2 separate regions of the Homo sapiens genome follow, and region 1 is linked to region 2. Evidence: chromatin loops called from intact Hi-C (ENCODE). Cell type or tissue: PC-3. All regions are shown on one strand.

Region 1 (4,000 bases), 520 kb after region 2:
AGATCCATCAGGTAAATTGGTAATACAAACAGCCAAATGCTCATCTGGAATTTTATTGTGAATTGACATTTATACAGAATATGTACTCACTTTTTTATTGGGGTACTCTTGAAGTCTAATAGGAAATTGCAAGAAAGCAAGATTTAAAAAAACAACACCCAACAGACACAGCAATGTATTTTATTTTATTTCTGCTGTGGATATTTTAACAGATACCTCAAGCTATTTAAACCTAAGCTTACTTCTCACTCAAGTTTCCTTCCATCTCTCACTTCAATTACCAACTTGCAAAGTTTCATCTCTTCTTCACTCCATTTAAAAATGGTTTGGACATTCAGTTTGAGAAAGAATGCACCAGACAATTAAGGAGATCATTCTTTTCCTGCCCTCTAAGATCTATATCTATTCAGTCAAAAATAGTACTGGCAATTCTACATTCTAAAAGCCTCTCAAATCCATCATTCCTTCCTCATTCTCATTGCCACTGGCTACTTAACTCAGGCCCCAAACACCATTGGCTTGGACTTTTATAACAGTCTCCTATGTCCCTCACTGCTTACATATCTTGAATTTATGTCTTAAATTGCTGCTCCAATTATTTTTCCAAAATCACATATCTAATTATTATAGTTTCCTAGTTACCACACTTTAATGTATTCCCATGACCTAGAGGATAGTCTTAACTTTTAAGCAAGGTATTTAGGCTTCTTTACACTTTGTAACTCTATAGTCCTCATCTTCTGTGGCCCTCTTCAACTACTTGTCCCCAAAAGCCCACTCCTTAGATACCAGCTGTGTTGGGCTGTGCATCTCTCTCTAAATTGGTGACTCTCAAAGTTAAGGGTGCATCAGAATGATGAAGAGAGCTACTAAAACACATCCCCAGAACATCAGATTCAAGAGGCCTGAATTGGGGCCTGACTCTGCATTTCTAACAAGTTTCCATGCAGTGCTGAAGATATTGGTCGGGGGACCACATTTTATGAATCAGTTCTCTAAAGCAAGCCAGATTTTCTATCAGGTGACACTATTTAATTCAGCTCAAAAATCAGAGCTGGGTGTGGTGGCACATGCCTGTAATCCCAGCACTTTGGGAGGCCAAGGCTGGTGAATCTTTTGAGCTCAAGAGTTTGAGACCAGCCTGGGCAATGTGGGGAAACTCCTTCTTTTGTACTTTTGTGCCAGAAGTACAAAAAAAAATTAGCCAGGTGTGGTGGCATGTACTGGTTGTCCCAGCTACTCAGGAGCCTGAGGTGGGATGATCACTTGAGCCTGGGAGCCTGGGAGGCAGAGGTTGCAGTGAGCTGAGATCTCTCCACTGTACTCCACCTTGGATGACAGAGTGAGACACCGTCACACTCACACACACACACACACACACACACAAATGGTTTTTTTTTTTTTTTTTTTTTTTTTTTTGGTGGATCCTGTCTTGACCAGTCCCTAAGTGTACATAGAACTTATTTTTCTTAAGCATTATTTAAAGTACACAAAGTTATGGTTTGTTAATCTGGCTGTCTTCTTCCTTTGAACCCCTTAAGGATAGAGAGTTTATTATATTCACTTTAATATTCCCAGACTTAGCACAGTAGAGAGGAAGTAAATTTCCTTTGCTGAATGAATGAATATTGGCTGTATTATATCTGCATTCCTGACTGGGCCGTTTTCCAGATGTAGAATTGGCCATGCTGTCTGTTAATTTTGAAAGCTGCTGGTACATGTATTTCAGTGACCTTTTGATAACATTTCACATCGCATAACAATTCACCAAAGGGAATTTCAAAGCAATTCGAATCTTACATTCTAATGAACAAAGGAAACATACATGACAGGTAGTCAGAAATCAGTCTGATGAAATTCAATACAACATGAAACAAAAGACTTTAAAATTATGTTGGAAGTTTTATGGGCCCCTGTCTAACATCATTTATTTGCTAAAGGTGTGGCTACCCGATGAAAACATAACTGGGATATTGTGTCAGTTAAGTGAAAAGCATCAGGTGAACGAAAAAGCAGTCAGAACAGTGGCTTGGCAATGTGTTGACTGTAGCTGATTTATTGTTTCACCTTCCACTGGTTTTTCTTTCATTGTGTCAACACAGTTTACAGGGCACATATGGATTTATATGATCCACAGAGATAAGGAAAGAATTCTTAGGGAAGGCTGAACTCTTTTCTTGCTTTTAACTCACAAAAGTCACTGATCCAAAGTCACTGATTGGGCAACAAAGTGCCAAGTAAGGAGTCGGGGCCAAAAATCTTCCATTTGATTGTGTACGTAATAACTGGAACTCTTGCTCAGATTTTCAGAAGAACGTTTCACAACACAGACAGCAAGACCCAGAGGTGTGAAAGAGTGGGACAGACTGGAATGGACTGAGGGTGGGAGATGGAACTGGGTAGGAAAGCTGGTTCCAAATTGTGAGCGGCCTTGCGTGTCATGCCAAGGAGTCTGAATTTGATTCTGCAGGCATTTGGGAGCCACTGACCTAATTCCAGTTTGAGAATTAGAGAAGCTAGGAGCAGAAAGACTAATTATAAGGCTACTGCAAGAGACTGGAACTTGAGCCAATGCAGGGAATTGAGGATGGTCAGAGAAAGAATTTATAAAACTTAATGACCATGTTAGTCAGGGTTCTCCAGAGACACAGAACAAATAGAATGTGTGTGTGTGGGTGAGTGTGTGCGTGTGTGTGTGTGTGTGCGTGTGCACACGTGCATCTGAATTGGTTTACTTGATTATGGAGGCTGGAAAGTCCAAAATTAGCAGGGTAGGCTAACAAACTGGAGACCCAGGGAAGAGTTGATGTTGCAGTTCAAACCTGAACTCTGTCTGCTGGCAGAATTTCTACTTTCCCCTGGGGAGGTCAGTCTGTTGTTCTATTAAGGCTTTTAACTGATTAAATGAGGCCCACCCATATTAGAGAAAGTAATCTGCTTTACTAAAAGCCCACCAATTTAAATGTCAATCTCATCCAAAAAACACCCTCATAGAAACATCCAGAATAGTACTTGACCAAATATCTAGGGCCTGTGGCCCATCCCAACTGACATGTAAAATTAAGCATCACAGTGACCGATTGGATGAAGGGCTTAAGAGTGAAGAAAATAAATAATAGATGGTTCTGCAGTTTTCAGCTTGGATAAATTGAGTGAATGGTGATGCTTTTAACTAAGACAGGATTCCTGAGAAGAGGGCGAAATTTTGGTTAGAGAAGACTTTTTCTTATTCAAGAAGCATTTATTGATCATCAACCTTGCACCAAGCACTAAGTTAAATATTTCTTCTTTTGGTGTAGGAGAGGGAATAAGTACGTAGAAAATACCGTATGAAGAGAAGCCATTGCGTAATGATTCAGCTGTGCTTTAGAGGCAGAGACACTTAAGCTCTGTAACTTGGACCACCTGCTTAACCTGTCCTAGTGTCATTTGCATATATAGTACCTGGCACATAGTAGTTTATCAAGAAATATCTCCAGAATGCTTAGCTATGTTTTTACTGTATTGATTGTTGAAATTAATGTAGAATGCTAAACAAATATGAGACAGATTTTTCCCTGGTGCCATGACAGTGTCAGAGGACATGGTTCCTGGGAGGGTACTAAGTGACTCTGTCTTGTGTTATAGTATGCTTTAGATCCATAGTGGCTTGAAGCAGATAACTCCCAAAGGAACTCTGTTAGAACCAGAGAATAACTCAGGCACTGGTCTCACTAGGGCATATTATTCACTTGTGTAAACAACATTTAAAATACCTAGCAGTGGATATATAATATTTTATTAAAGTTCATAAAGGTCATAAATGAGTTTAAAATCTAGAAAACAAATTCAGTCTTCTTTAAAATTATTTAATTATAGCTGCTAAAATTACATACCGATATCCACATTTATATATATATGAACTCAGCTAATCAGTATGGAAGTAGATTTTACCAGTTGGTGTAATAATTTAGTATACTTTGACTACTCCTTATATGAATAGACACTATAAACTGGATAG
Region 2 (4,000 bases):
CTGTGAATCCTTGCCCTAGACACACGCATACCAGGCACACTGCCAAAAGACAGCCATTCTCTCCTGGATCCCCACAGCACTGCATACACAGTTCTTGCCCTGATGGAAACGTACGAGCCATGTTTCCCTCCCCTTTCTGAGCTCACAACTAGACTCCTTCTCAGCCTCCCTATCAGTCCGATGCAGCCATGTGACTGAGTCCTACAGAAAGCAAGTGAGAGAACTGATGAATGTGGGCCACTTCCAGGCCTGGCCCATAAGAACCTCTCATCCCTTTCTGTCTGGCTGCAATGGAAATGGCTATTGTGATCTCGAAGTCCTCAGGATAAAGGTGGCAGAGTCTCCTTCATCTGGGACCCTGAATGACAAGGAGAACTTCCCAGGTCTGAACTTAAGGCTATTTGTCCTACCGTAATACATGGCCCCCATAATATTTTACTCTGCTTGTATACACAGTATGCCTAACTCTTCCAACTAGATGACACTCCTTGAAAATAGGAGCAGTGTCTGCACCCACAACCCCTGGCGGCACAGTGGCTACCTAATAGTGAGAATTCATTAAACACCTAGGAACTAACTACACGAGGACTGACGAGAGAGAGAGTCTAGACTGAATCCTACTCAGTGACTTCCTTTTATTACTACCATACTTTTTCAATAAGCATAATCTCCCACTAGTTTTATAGATGATAGACATTCTCTGTGGAGAGGCTTTGCTCCCAAGATGTTATAAATGTGGTTTATGAATTATTATTTCTGGTATTTGTGAAGCTGTTTCCTCAAGAACGGGGCAAATGCCTGATTTCCCAGTGGATTGACATAATTCTGTTTGTATTGAGTTTAAAGACTGCTTCAGAGTCTTTAAAGTGCCTCATCCCCGGGACAGAAGTCTTTGCCAAGCATCGCAAATGCTGAGTTTGGAATCAGACAGAAGTTTTTTTGAACTCTCTCAGACTACCACATCTGGATGCATTTGATGTGCATCCAGGCAGAAAACAGAAACCTCATTCGAATAACACCAAATGGTAACCCATTCATGCCATATGCCTTTAAAAAAGAAAGTTTACACATTTCTTTCCTTTTATATATTTTTTTCTAGTGAAACATTGGTGACAAAATGTCACAATATGCTGATTTCATGAGTACAGGATAAAATTCATATATTTCAGATATCATATTACCCTCCATTTTTACACAACGTGACTATTGTGCAAGGTATGATTTATCACCATTTCTTTGTTCAGGACTCCCTCCCCCCATTATTATGTTGTCGTCACTCTGTGGTATTCAATACTGGTACTTTGTAAAGGCTGAATCTTGTATAGCACAAGCTTCGCTGTTCCAGCCTCGGAGCTTATAACCTTCAGACAGATCCTTCTTCAAATATAATTATTTGGGAAAATTTAAAATGTACAACTAAGGTTGCTCATAAAATACCTGCCAGCCAAAAATCAGAGGGACTTTCCCATTACCTGTGCCAAGTATATATAGAGCACTAGGACAGGAAAAGTAAGTGTTGTCACATGACCATAAAATGCAGTATGTTTTTTTTTTAAAGAGCCCTACCGCTGGGCTGAATGTTTGAAGAGTCACTTTAAACACATCCTGTAATCAAACCATCTGGAACACAGTGCTGCGATTAGTCACCCTGAACATAGGGCTTTATCTGAACAAATAGTGTATGGCAATGGAGCTTGGGAGATAGGGCAGTACTAACAAAAGGAAGTGTAATGAAACACTTTATGCCCTAGTGTGCCGCCACCCCAGTCATAAACCCCAGAGACACACTGCTCTGGTGTTAATGTACTACTTTATGAAAGCACAGTGAGCTTAAAGATTAAAGGACTGAAGGGCTAAAAATTGCTGGTTTGGATAGATCTTCTCTGTCAGCGGCTGGAATATGTTGGCATCACTCTATCTGCGTTAATTATAACCTCTCAGATGACAGTTGAGCATTCCTATTAGGGTTTGGTGTTATTTTCAGGGCATTAGGAACAGGGTTTGTTTATGGGAGGGTAGTTACGATTCTTGGTTTGCCAGAGGTTAATCTGAACACAGACTTGTTTTTGGTTCATCTAAACCCAATCCACATACAACGACAACAAAAAATGAAACCTTAAGCAATAACAAAAGCAATGGAAAAATGCTGTTCTACTCTGCATTTTAAAACATGATAATCTTTCTTACTTGACTGTACTTATCTCTTTCAAAAGTACATTTGGTCATTGGTATACAATCTATGGAAATCCTTTTTTAAAAAAAAAATCTGAAAGGATTTTCCCCCTAAATACACAGAATAAGCCCTAAACACACACACACACACACACACACACACACACACACACACACACACACACACAGCTAAAGAAACCTTGTTTCCCCATGGGCCTTATGGTTTAATACACAAAAGAACACAGAGCCACTTCCATCACTGTCACCTCCCCTGCAGCCTTTGTTCTGAGGCCTGATGAGCTGTATTGATTTGGGAAAATCATTGAGCTTCTTTGGAAAACTAGACTCTCGCTTATTCACTGCCATCTATTTCTTTCCCATGAAGACAGGTGGTCAATATCCAGCTGACTGGTCAGCTAAAAGAAGCCCAAGCTGCTTTTTTCTTGCTTCCCTAGTAACATTATCATTTCCCACTTCTAGAAGATACAATGGCCTGTTAAGGAGTCTTGTGAGTAAGAAGAGGGAGCAGAAATAAGACTTTTATAAGGCACCACCGGTAACACTAAGATGCTGTCCCATATGTTCACGTGGGAGGCTGCACCGCACATATAGATGGTGACGATATTTTCACTGACCAAGTTTAAGCATCAGTGAAAACTTACAGGGCCCAAGATATAACATGAAAAGAAATACTAAATCAAAACAGATCATTAGAGACCAGGTGCAGTGGCTCACGCCTGTAATCCCTGCACTTTGGGAGGCCGAGGCGGGTGGCTCACGAGGTCAGGAGATCGAGACCATCCTGCCCAACACAGTGAAACCCAGTCTCTACTAAAAAATAAAAAAATAAAAAAATAAAAAATAGCCGGGCCTGGTGGTGGGCACCTGTAGTCCCAGCTACTCGGGAGGCGGAGGCAGGTGAATGGCGTGAACCCGGGAGGCAGAGCTTATAGTGACCTGAGATCGCACCACTGCACTCCAGCCTGGGCGACAGAGCGAGACTCCATCTCAAAAAAACAAACAAACAAACAAACAAAAACAGATCATTAGAGATCAATTAATGTTTACTGTGGAAAGACATGCTTTACTTCTTTTAAATAATCAAAACATATGTTCTACCAAGCAAGTGTCCTAGTTACAAAATGTCTTAGGTGTAATTTAGACATTTTAAGTAACAAAGAGCATCATAAAAAAAAATCACATGGAGATCTTTAGAAAGTAATTTTTAATCAGGAATTTTGATCAGTAACAAAAATATTTGCTTTTAAGTTAGGCAAACATACATATCCTAAAGCAACATTGCCCTTGATGACTTGAGGCCAGCTTTAAAATAAAATAAAATATATGTACTGCACCATTCATATACAATATGTACCCCTTATTGTGTAGACCGTTCCTCTAGTAGTTCCTGCTAAGGTTCCTGGAGTCCCTACTTTGGGGACAGGCAGGCAGAACAGGTTTCAGGTGATAGTGTTGGGGGAGGAGGGAAGAAGACAAGTCCCCTGAGCTTGCTTCAGCAAGGTCAGCAAGTCAGACATTTAACTGGGATGCATCAAAAGCCACCCCCTGTACCCCAAAAGGGATGGCCTTCATGCTGTGGTCCCTCAGCGCTCAGTCAACACACAGCAGGATGCAAGGGACAAAGGAGGACAGGAAGATAGAATCAAATAAAAAAATACAGTCTTCTGAGACAGACATTTGGAGCAATTCAAATGCATAAACTGAATATGTACATGTATAGAGTGTGTGTCTGTATACATTTGTACCAAGGGGTTTTATTTCTTGTCTTTGATTAAACTTCCTAGTAAGTAGCTGCCTCCTTTGAGGC

What was found. A loop is a pair of places that touch in the nucleus more often than their neighbours do. Peaks named below come from ENCODE experiments on the same cell type or tissue, not always from the same donor. Only the 100,000 strongest peaks of a DNase experiment are listed, where the experiment ranks them.
Region 1: it touches region 2 in a loop (3-fold over the local background); 2 of 110 quality-filtered maps call a loop at or near these places.

What each region holds. Positions count from the first base shown.
Region 1 is chr5:125,174,190-125,178,189 of GRCh38, forward strand. The region is part of intron 4 of LOC101927421 (a long non-coding RNA gene); the gene reads left to right. Among named protein-coding and RNA genes, the nearest start is that of LINC02240, 320 kb to the right of the region's middle. In PC-3, no CTCF peak of the experiment used is centred here; a DNase peak (open chromatin) is centred at 2,002; H3K27ac peaks cover 1,571 bases.
Region 2 is chr5:124,654,493-124,658,492 of GRCh38, forward strand. The region is part of intron 3 of ZNF608 (zinc finger protein 608); the gene reads right to left. Among named protein-coding and RNA genes, the nearest start is that of ZNF608, 90 kb to the right of the region's middle. In PC-3, no CTCF peak of the experiment used is centred here; a DNase peak (open chromatin) is centred at 1,609; H3K4me3 peaks cover 1,300 bases; H3K27ac peaks cover 1,597 bases.